Regions from separate parts of the Homo sapiens genome. Here regions 1 and 3 are each linked to region 2. The links are chromatin contacts, found by Hi-C or POLR2A ChIA-PET in ENCODE. All regions are on one chromosome and are shown on one strand. The core of a region is the stretch at or near the end of the contact, and the rest is flanking DNA. Distances in the headings are between cores, read along the strand shown. Region 1 holds the start of RNF8 (ring finger protein 8). Region 2 holds the start of MTCH1 (mitochondrial carrier 1). Region 3 holds the start of DINOL (damage induced long noncoding RNA).

What was found. Hi-C counts contacts between places; a loop is a spot of excess contacts on that map. ChIA-PET counts read pairs that join two places held with the same protein, here RNA polymerase II (POLR2A). Pooled maps may share reads with other maps.
Region 1: a loop to region 2 is called in a pooled map, with 6 times the contacts of the local background. The contact joins the promoter of RNF8 here to the promoter of MTCH1 in region 2. A Hi-C loop is called at or near these places in 5 of 50 pooled maps. POLR2A ChIA-PET finds 5 or more read pairs at or near these places in 3 of 52 experiments (GM10248, WTC11 and activated T-cell).
Region 3: a loop to region 2 is called in a pooled map, with 16 times the contacts of the local background. The contact joins the promoter of DINOL here to the promoter of MTCH1 in region 2. A Hi-C loop is called at or near these places in 1 of 168 maps with a recorded cell type or tissue (gastrocnemius medialis), 1 of 37 single-sample maps with no recorded cell type and 14 of 50 pooled maps.

Annotation. Positions count from the first base shown.
Region 1 is chr6:37,351,641-37,355,337 of GRCh38, reverse strand. It overlaps RNF8 (ring finger protein 8), which reads right to left and starts at 1,355. Exons shown (of 8, transcript NM_003958.4): 1 at 1,063-1,355. The coding sequence starts at 1,173. RefSeq lists an enhancer at 1,053-1,102 and a silencer at 1,403-1,502.
Region 2 is chr6:36,984,270-36,987,985 of GRCh38, reverse strand. It overlaps MTCH1 (mitochondrial carrier 1), which reads left to right and starts at 1,790. Exons shown (of 12, transcript NM_001271641.2): 1 at 1,790-2,133. The coding sequence starts at 1,813. RefSeq lists enhancers at 1,186-1,395, 1,514-2,236 and a silencer at 1,486-2,075.
Region 3 is chr6:36,676,774-36,680,399 of GRCh38, reverse strand. DINOL (damage induced long noncoding RNA) reads left to right here and starts at 1,841. Exons shown (of 1, transcript NR_144384.1): 1 at 1,841-2,791. It overlaps CDKN1A (cyclin dependent kinase inhibitor 1A), which reads right to left and starts at 1,686. Exons shown (of 3, transcript NM_000389.5): 1 at 1,602-1,686. RefSeq lists silencers at 1-73, 1,644-1,873 and enhancers at 805-1,392, 1,404-1,593, 2,786-3,626.

The sequences.
Region 1 (3,697 bases), core at 106-2,605, 370 kb before region 2:
TCAAAATACTTCTTGAATTTACATCATGACCAACCATCCACTTTTACTGCAAAGAGAACTTTTCATACAGATTATTTCCAAAACCCAAATGGTTCCCAGTCATCACAAGCTTGTCCCTGACCCAGTTCTCCTTCTCAACCTGATTGCAATCTAACTCCCTCCTCCCTTCCCTCGTCTTTTCAAGATGCACCACGCTGGTGCATCTTGAACCGTGCCAGGAACGGTACCTCATCTTTCCCCTTAAAATATTTTTCATTTGCAACTGCATTAATAAAGACGACAGGCAGCCTCTGGAGAGAACTCTGAATACCTGCCCGACCCACCTCAGGGAGTGCCACTCGGCCGTACCGAGCCTCACAGGAGAAATGTGGCCCAGCCCAAGCCGCCCATGTTCCTCAGAGTTGGGAAGGAGGAAGACATTTCTACGTGAAAGTTTGATTGCTTTAAGGGACAAAACCCAAAATTTGCAATCGTTTTCAAAACAAACTCGAGAAAGTTCAGGCGCCGGGCCCTGCCTCGGCTTCCCGGCAGCTCGCGGCCCCCGCCACCGTTCCCCGACCTGGCACCGCGGGGCTCTGTGCGCCCTAAACGGGATCTGGCCAGCCCCCGCCCTCCCCTCCTCGACACCCCCGCATCTCCTCACGTTCCCTGCGCGTCCCTCTCCTCCCAGTCCCCGGCCCAGCTACCCGCTGACCCAGGCCTCTCTGGACGGGGCCCGCTTCTCGCCCCACAGGCCGCGGGTCAGGGCCTCCGTCCTCGCCCCAACCCTTGTGGCCCCCCCGGGCTCCCCAGAGCCGAACTCTCTTTTCTTCCTTTCTCCCACTCGGCCCCTATTTCTCCCCCAAACACCTCCCACCGCAGACCCTTCAGCCGCTCGCGCCAGAACCGCTTTCTCCCTTCTCTCCCCAGGAATCCACCCCCCCCACAGACACTTCGCTCCTCTTCCTGATGCCCGCCTCCTCTCTGCCATTCATTCAGCCCAGCAAGACACCTTCCTCCCTCCCCGGAGCCCCGCTCCCTCCAGCCCCTGCCCTCCGCTCCACAGGACCCCTTCCCCCGTACCTCGCACCCATCTTCCAGCAGCAGCCACCCGGCGCTCATCCCCACCCGCCGCAGGCACCAGCTCCGGCCACCGGCGCGGTCTCCTGTGACGAAGAAGCCGGGCTCCCCCATCGCCTACTCGACCCCGGGGGCGGTCAGCACCGAGCGAGACCCTGACCTAGGTTCTGGCTGCCTCTGTGCATCCCCTCAGCTTCCATATCTAAATAACAGACAGAAGCAATCGCCACACGCTCGCGATCGCTGCGAAAGCAGGCTCCGCTCGCCCGCCCTCGGCCAGGAAGCAGGAGCACTACGCCTGCGCAAGAGGACGGCGGCCGCCCTGGAGCAAAGAGGGTGGGTTGGGAGCCAATCCGGCCCTGGGCGGGGCGGGCGCGATTCGAGAGGTCTCCTCGCCTCACACCTTCCCTCGCCGCCTCCAGAACCATCACCCCAGTCCTAGCCGCCCCAGACTGGAACCTCTTCTCACCTTTCCTCTTTTTAAAAAAGTCATGTGAAACTATAGCCCACTTTTAAACAACTTTAAACTTTCCATCGGATTTAAGTCTGCCTAGTCTGTTGCTAAATAGTCTCTATTTTGCACGACCTACTTATATTACCGAAGTAAAAAATAAATTACACTAGGCAAATCTACAAAGACAAAGAGCACAGTTACCTGGGGCGAGGTGTGGGAGCGGGTATTGAATGCAGATGGGCTTGAAAAAATTGGAGGAAAGCGGTAATAGAAATGTTCTAAAAGTGGATTGTGGTGACAATTGTACAACTGTATAAGTTTATTAAAAAGTCATGGAAGTGTGGCCGGACGCAGTGGCTCACGCCTGTAATCCCAGCACTTTGGGAGGTCGAGACGCGCGGATCACTTGAGTTCAGGAGTTGTGACCAACCTGGCCACATGGGGAGACACCGTATCTACAAAAAAAAAAAAAAAAAAAGGAGGAAGGGAGGGAGAGAAAGGAAAAAAGAAAAAAAAGAAAAATTAGCTAGGTGTGGTGGTGCACACCTGTAGTCCGGCTACTTGGGAGGCTGAGGTGGGAGGATCACCTGACCCCGGGAGGCAGAGGTTGCAGTGAGCCGACATGGCGCCACTGCATCCCAGCCTGGGCGACAGAGTGAGACCCTGTAAAGTGAAGAAAGTGTAAACTTCCAGTGGGTGAATTTTATGGCATGTAAATTATACTCAATAAAGCTGTTAATTTTATTATTATTATTACTGATTACAGACAGGGTCTCGCCCTGTCACCCAGGCTGGAGTGCAGCCTGGAGTGGTGCGATCTCAGCTCACTGCAACCTCCGCCTCCCGGGTTCAAGAGATTCTCCTGCCTCAGCCTCCAGAGTAGCTGGGATTACAGGCACGCGCCACCACGCCCGGCTAATTTTTATATTTTTTGGTAGATACCGGGTTTCGCCGTGTCTCCTGGATTCAAGTGATCCAACCGCCTCAGCCTCCCAAAGTGCTGAGATTACAAGCATGAGCCCCCGAGCCCGGCCAATTAAAAAATTGTTTTTAAACTCAGCCTCTCCTTTGGATTTTCCATATAGTGTGATAGCTGCTGCCTGCAGTGAGTACATCCAATGGTTGAGCCCCTTTTGTCTTTTCAGTTTTCCAACACCCAGTTAACAATTTCTTTCTTCTTTCTTTCCTTCCTTCCTTCTCTTTCTTTCTTTTCTTTTTTCTTTCTCTTTTCTTCTTTCTCTCTCTTTCTTTCTCTCCTTCCTTCCTTCCTTCCTCCCTTCTTCCTCTCTTTTTTTTTTTTTTTTGCACAAGGGGAAAGAAGGAAAACAATTTTCCTAAATAAAATTCTGTCAAAAAACCAGCCGGGCTGGGCATGGTGGCTCATGCCTGTAATCTCAGCACTTTTGAGAGGCCGAGGCAGGCGGATCACCTAAGGTTGGGAGTTCAAGACCAGCCTGACCAACATGGAGAAACACCGTCTCTACTAAAAATACAAAGTTAGCCCAGCGTGGTGGCGTGTGCCTGTAATCCCAGCCACTCAGGAGGCTGAGCCAGGAGACTCGCTTGAACCCAGGAGGCAGAGGTGGCGGTGAGCCGAGATCTCGCCATTGCACTCCAGCCTGGACAACAAGAGTGAAACTCCATCAAAACAACAACAACAAAAAAAACAAAAACAAAAACAAAAAACACACACACAGCCAAGTGTGGCGGCTCACGCCTGTAATCCCAGCACTTTGGGAGGCCGAGGCAGGTGGATCACCTGAGGTCAGGGGTTCCAGACCAGCCTGGCCAACATGGTGAAACCCTGTCTCTAGTAAAAATACAAAAATGATCTGGGCATGGTGGTGAGCACCTGTAATCCCAGCTACCAGGGAGGCTGAGGTGGGAGGATCCCTTGAGCCTGGGAGGCAGAAGTTGCAGTGAGCTGAGATCACACCACTGTACTCTAGCCTGGGTGACTGAGCAACACTCTGTCTCAAAAACAAATACACAAACAAAACAACAAGAAAAGAAAATACATACACTAAATGAATTACACAGTGTACAATAGTAAATAGCTAACATTTACTGAGTGCTAAGTGCCAGGTACTAGGCGAAGCACCCTACATACTTTATTTGTCCTTTGCAAACAGAAAGAAAAAAGAAAAATTAGCCAGTTATTAGTGGTTACAATTATAATCCCTA
Region 2 (3,716 bases), core at 541-3,040:
AGAAATACTTTACTGAACATGTACTATGTGCATAGTCCTATATCTGATGTTGTGGAAGATACAAAACAATGCAAGACAACACAAAGTTGCTGCTTCACATGAAACTACAGTTTGAAAGGGCCAAATACAGTATAGGCCCAAAGTTAGGTGACCATGTAAGGCAGAGTAAAAGGCTCAACGGTGAACAGCCAAGTTCAGAAAGAAAAACAGACAGTTGGAGAAAAATGGGGACGAAAAGCCCAAAGAAGGAAAAGGTTCCTGTGAGGAAGTTTCAGAAGGATGGGGAAGTAAATCATCCTCCCCTACCCCCACCCCCCACCCCCAAACTAAAACCTATCGCCTCTTCTGGGTAGAGAGTTAGTGTGGCACTAGGAACTTGACTTTGAGGTCCTTATTGAGAAAGCTAAATCAGAACCTAGGCAAAAGGAAGTCATTTAAGGTGCTCCTGGGGGATGTTTGATGAAAATTGTGTTTGATGGAGAAAACACAGCAAGTTGAAAGGGTTAGCAGGCTTTGCAAGTGATTTCACTAGGACAAGCCTGGGTTAGGGAGGCCAAGGTGAGGGAGAGAGGGAGTGTGGCATGCTTTGAACGTGGAAAGTACATAGTGTTCATTATCAGGAGTGGGAAGAGGGGAGGTAGCTTTTTAGGGGGTAAGGCAGGAAGGGAGTTAGAAAGGACAGACTGGGAAACCCGGACTAACAGTGGCAGGTGTCGATCTAAAGAAATTTCTCACAATGAACTGGCTATAGACTAAGTACAGACAAAGGGACCAGGTCTTCCATTGCTGTGTCCCTGCACACTCTAGGATCCGTTCAAACAGAAACTTTTATTGCGAACCCCCAAAACTAGCACGGTTCTGTTGTAGGTGTTGTTGCAGAGTGTCGGGCACGTTTACAAACAGGAACAGGGCACTTGCTGTCCTATCTTCCTCGCAGGGTTCTTGTGACGATTACACTTAAATCAACACGTATAAAGCATTTTAAAAAGTGCCTGTCACATAGTCCCTGCAATTTAAGGTCTAGTTGTGATTATTCACTTGTATTAACTAAGAATCAACTACAGGCGCCTAGCAGTGCCTGCATGTGCTCACACTGAGGCACTCACTAAAACCCTCAGGATCTAGTGAGGGAGACAGTCAAATACTTTAGAGCAAAACAAATTTTACAACCACGGACTCTGAGGAAGGCGTGCGAAGGCTCCACAGCTGGGGAGGGTGCCCACAGTCGCCGAGGGGACATCTGGATTTGCTCTGGTTGGGAGAGCATTCCTGGCAGAGGAGATGGAAAATGCGATCGGACAAAGAGGCTGGGACCGCGGAGGGGATCGGGCTCGGGGTCGGGGCTCGTCCTGCAGCAGGAGATTCAGCTCGCGCAGAGTTCCACGCAGGCCGCGGCGACTGGGATCTGGGCCGCAAAGGGGCGGGCAGAGAACTGCAGAGAAAACTCCCGAAGCCAGGGAGGTGGCTTGGAAGCGCCTCAGACCATATTGGGGACGTCTGGCAGCCAGAGGCGCCGAACCCCGCCCCCGCGTGCTCTGGGCATCCCGGGGGAGCGCCCCGGCCTGCGGCTGCCGCCACAGCTCCCGAGCCCGGGGCCCCGGCTGCCCGCCACCATTGACCCCCGGCCCGCAGCCCAGTGTCCTGCTAGGCCTCCAACCGGCCGGGGAGCCACATCCGGCGTGTCCCACCCGCCGCACCACGCTCCCGAGCTCCCCCGCGGCCTGGAGTGGTGCGCCCCGGCCCCGCCCCCTGACGCCGGTGAGGGGGCGTGGCCCCGTCACGTGACGGGGAGTGACCTCGCCGCCGGGCGCCATGGGAGCTTCGGACCCGGAAGTGGCGCCCTGGGCTCGCGGCGGTGCCGCGGGGATGGCGGGAGCCGGAGCTGGAGCCGGAGCTCGCGGCGGAGCGGCGGCGGGGGTCGAGGCTCGAGCTCGCGATCCACCGCCCGCGCACCGCGCACATCCTCGCCACCCTCGGCCTGCGGCTCAGCCCTCGGCCCGCAGGATGGATGGCGGGTCAGGGGGCCTGGGGTCTGGGGACAACGCCCCGACCACTGAGGCTCTTTTCGTGGCACTGGGCGCGGGCGTGACGGCGCTCAGCCATCCCCTGCTCTACGTGAAGCTGCTCATCCAGGTGGGGGACCAGAGGCGCCGTAGGGAGATGGGAGGCTGATGTGAAGGTGACAGGCCAGGATTTGGAGGATTGGGGCGGGCAGTCAATGGCGACGGATTTGGGGAGAGGGGTGGGGACGGCGGGTTTGGGGGGCCGAGTGGGTGGGATGGGAGGGAAGCCGTGAGGGAGTTGGGAACGCAGGGGTCACGGGTTTTAGGATACAGAAAGGAGACCAAGGGGTTAGAGTAATAACAGATACGGGAGAGGGTGGAAGGAACAAGCGATTTGGGGGAGTGCCAAGGAGGGAGCGATGGGCTGGAAAAACATATTTGGGAGATAAAGGAGTGGGGACGATGGACTTGGGATAGGGAAGGGAGCGAATTTGGGGCGAGGGAAGAAGCAATAGAATTGGGGGAGGGGCAAGAAGTTTGGGTGAAGAGATGGGGAGGAAGGTTGGGGGCCCAGGCAAAGTGTTTAGAGAATGAGGAGCACATAATTGGGGTAGAGGGGAACGGAGGCTCTGGATTTGATAGAGATGGATTTAAAACGTCTTGGGGTGGGGACAAAGTGGGCGCCAGGGCCAGAAATTTAGGAGGGAAAGAAGGACACCAGACTGGGGGTGGACAGAGGAGACGGAGGTCTTGGGTTGCATTGTGATTTAATTTGGTGGGAGAGTGCGAAGGCAAAGACTTTTGCAGGGGAATGCTATCGGTTTACCGGAGATGGGGGCTCTGGATTTGATGGCGACGACGGATTTGGTAGGAGGAGGGGACAGGGTGACGCGTATGGGGGGAGGGGAACAGATAGGGCCAGCATTGGGGGAGGGGAGTGGCAGCGATTTGTCTAGAGAGGGGAGCTAGGAGGAGGCTTTAAGCGGGGAAGGGGGATGACGCATTTGGAGGAGGAAATGGAAGTCATAGTTGGGGTCAGAGAGAGGAATCACAGTGCTTGTATCTGGGCAGATGAGGAGAAGGGGCACGGGAGTATTGAAATTGGGCAGAAGGGACAGTGGAGACATAGGTGGCAGGATAGGTAGGGACTACCAGAAATTGAGACCGAGGTAGGGATGTCTCTGGAACAGAGGGATGCATAGGCACTTGGCAGATTTGGTGGTGGCCAGCAATGCGGTACAGATGAAGTGTGCTGCTTGAGGAGTGAGCTGGAATGAAGGGCGTGTGGAGGTGTGAGAATTAGGTGGGTGTGGCTGGGATGGGTACAGTTTTGATGGGGGTCATTAGGCCAGAATTTTCCAGTTAAGAAGCTTGGGGGGAGGAAGGTAAAAATTGAATTGGAGACCCATCCAAGATTTGAGTTGAGGCAGGTGGGTGTCAGATTTTACCATCTTTATAATTGAACCGAGAGAATGCAAAATACAACTGGAATGAGAAGGCCTTGAGAATGAGAGTAATTGAAATCTGGGATCCGAGGAATGGTAATAGATTTGTGGGTGTGACCAGGAATATGACAAGGAATGAGGAGATTCAGTCAGGGGCATCAAGGTGCCTGACTAGACCCTAATTGTGACAGATTTGAAAATTGTTGATGGCGGAAGGTGTAGACCAGACTGGCATTTGGTTGTGATTTGGGAATGAGGGCTGTCTTAC
Region 3 (3,626 bases), core at 592-3,091, 310 kb after region 2:
GAAACTCCCGCCGCTGTTGGGAAACCGCGCGCTCTTGTGCCGTCTCTGACACAGACACACACACACACACACACACACACACACACACACACGCCCGCGCAGACACGCACGCGCGCGCGCGCCGGGAGCCGGCCCCTCCACCTTATCTCCACGCCCAAAGCACGGGATGAGTCAGATCCCTGGAAAATAAAAATAGACGGGAGCAACGAAAACAAAACCGCTCGCAAGTCCTCCCAGAAACGCGACGTGGAGGGAGGCAAGGAGAGGGGAAGCTGCCTGGGCGCCCCAAGTTCCTAACCCAGCTCCAAGATGCTTTTCCTCACGAAGAGGGCGCAAGTGTCCCCCAGGGGTTTGGGACGGAGAGGACGCGCTGTGGTCCGCGCCAGGCGGCGGCGCCCCAGGGGGCGACTCGCCCCCCTGCTCCGCTCAGCCCTGTAGCTTTCGGAGAGGGAATCTGGGCTAGGTCGGGAAGCCCTGAGCCCCCGAGGCAGCTGATAGAGGCCCTGAGCAGCGTCGTGCCCCCCAGACCCCCCACCCCTCAAAGACATGAACCCTCCCCGCCTCCCATCCAGGCGTGGGCTCCGCTCCCGCCCCGGAGTCCAGCGCCCCGACCCGAGGACAGGCTGGGCCGCGATTCTCCCGGCCGCGGTGGGAAAGAGGTAGAGGAGACCCTTGCCCTTCCCCGACTGACAGGCTGGTTAGAGCCCGCCCAGAGCAGGGCCGTGACTCCCCGACCCCTACAGCGCGCCGCGGAGCGGGGACCCGACGCGGTGTCCCGGACCTCCAGTGCCCGGCTTCCTTGGGAACAAACTGTTCCAGCCAAATAGGTCACTGTGCCGATGGGAGGACGGAGACCGCGAAGGGGCAGGGGAGAGGGCTTCTGGAGTCCCGCTGTACCCCATCCCGGGCGGGGTTCTGACCTCATACAGTCCGTTCCCTGGGGTCTCCTTGTCACAGTGAGTCACCTCCTCGCTAGTCCTTAGGGGACGGGTCCTGGCACATTCCCAAGGGCCAGGAAACAGCCCGCGCTGACCTCAGCGCTCAGCCAGGTGGTGGACACAGTGGCGTAAAGGACCTGAACCTGGGACCTGGGCCAGGGCGGCGCAGATTGGATCCCAGAGCCACCCGGGACCGATCCTAGACGAACTTACTCCACTCCGCTTTCCTCGCCCTTCCTGGGCCCCTCCAGGGACACGGACTTCATCCCCACGCCGCGAGCAAACTGCGCCTGGGGCCTGGAGCCAACCGCAGCCAAAGGCGAGCTCCCAGAACGGTCCCGTCCACGCCCTCCCTCGCCCCAGCTGGGTTTCCAGGGGCGGGGAGCGTGACCAGGGATTCCTGTACTTGTAATCCCGCTCTCCGCCCCGGGGTCTCCGGCACATCCCGACTCTCGTCACCCGCGCACTTAGAGACACCGTGTGCGCAAGCCGAGCGCGCACCGACCCACGCCCGTCATTCACCTGCCGCAGAAACACCTGTGAACGCAGCACACACCCGCGAACACGCATCCTCGCGGACACGCAGGGACACACGCGGGCACGCTTGGCTCGGCTCTGGGCCGCCGGCCCGGGGTCCCCTGTTGTCTGCCGCCGCTCTCTCACCTCCTCTGAGTGCCTCGGTGCCTCGGCGAATCCGCGCCCAGCTCCGGCTCCACAAGGAACTGACTTCGGCAGCTGCTCACACCTCAGCTGGCGCAGCTCAGCGCGGCCCTGATATACAACCGCCCCGCCCGGGCCCGCCTCAAGGAGGCGGGACCCGCGCTCGGCCCACCGCGCCGCCCGGGACCGCCCTCCCCGGGGCCCAGGCTCCTGGCTGCCCAGCGCCGAGCCAGCTGAGCCTGGCCGAGTTCCAGCAGGCCAGCCGGTCCCGGAACCTCGCGTGCTGCAGGAGGGCACTTCCCTCCTCCCCCAGTCCCTCGCCTGCGTTGGTGCGCTGGACACATTTCCCCACGAAGTGAGCCACAAATCTGGCTTTTTTTACTTGGAGAATGAGTTGGCACTCTCCAGGAGGACACAGCACTGTTAGAATGAGCCCCCTTTCTGGCTCACCGCTGACCCACTCTGGCAGGCAAGGATTTACCCAATGCAGCTGAAAAGATCAGGAGGATGACATTAATACATAAAAATTCATAAATTATAAAAACGATGCACCTCTCTGCAATTTCCAGAAAAGCCCCACAATATCACCTCTATTCCCACTGATCCCTCACTAGGTCACCTCTCCCAGAAGCACCTGGAGCACCTAGACACCCCAACAAAGCATCTTGAGGCCAGAATGATTTTTCAGTCCCGTTTATTTCACAGATGAGGAAATTGAGGTCCACTGAACTTAAGTATACAAAGTTGTTGATTGTCACATGCTTCCGGGAAGGAGGGAATTGGAGAGACTACCAAAAAAGGGCAACCTGATCTCCAGGGAAACAGAAGAATTGGACATTGAACCAATCTCCCTACACCCTACACTCACCTGAACAGAAGAAATCCCTGTGGTTGCAGCAGCTTTGTTGGCCAGGAAGGGGAGGATTTGACGAGTGAGTTGTCTGTCTCCTGAATACTCCCCACATAGCCCGTATACACTGCTGGGGAAACTGGGGCTCAGAGAAGTCTGGTGACCTAACTCAGATCATGCAGCAAAGAAATGACTATAGTTGGAACACAGGACTTTTGCCTCCTGCCCGGGGCTCTCTGCTTGTCATCCTTTATTTCTGTGGCTCCAAAATGACAAAAATGCCAAATAACCCTCATTTGCAGATGGTTTATGGAGATGACATAAATAAAGGACAATTCTGGAAGTGTCTACTGGTTCTTCTGACAGACACAGAAATGAGTGATGTGTCTATCCGCTCCCATCTACCTCACACCCCTGACCTCCCCTGGACTTCACCTTTGCCTCCTTTCTGTGCCTGAAACATTTGCAGTTTTGCTTTTAAAAAATTGCAGAGGATGGATTGTTCATCTGAACAGAAATCCCACTAAAAAACAGAACCCAGGCTTGGAGCAGCTACAATTACTGACATCTCAGGCTGCTCAGAGTCTGGAAATCTCTGCCCAGACATGCCCAGTCTTCTTCCTCTAACGCAGCTGACCTCGGGGAGGACAGGCTTCTTTCTCCTCTGCTGTGGGGATGGGAGCCCAGGTAGGGGTGGGAGGACACAGTAGCAGACCCCCTTGGCCTGCCTCGCCCTGGAGTCAGGCCAGGATTGTGGCTAAACCCCAGAAAGGCCACGGCACAGCCTCAGGACCCCACTCTAAGCCCCACTGCTGTCTGCACCTTCGCTCCTATACATCCAAACCATCCAAAGGGCTGGTTGTCAAATGTCCAGCAGAGGACAGGCACCTTCTCCCACTGCCTTGAAGCCCCTCTGCTTTCAGGCATTTCAAATAGACTAGACATTGTCTGTCTGTTTACTTTGGGGAGAAAATTTTTTTTAATAAAGGCTTGTAATGAATTATTTAAATTTTTGTGGTACTGAGCTTCACAATGAAATAATTCTTTTTGTTGTTGTTTTTGGGAAAGAATTTTTTTTATAACTTCTAGCTCACCACCACCACGACATTCAATATTTCTTAAGTACCTACTAAGTGTCTAGTACTATTCAGTGCTTTAAAAAAAAAAGTTTGCAACCA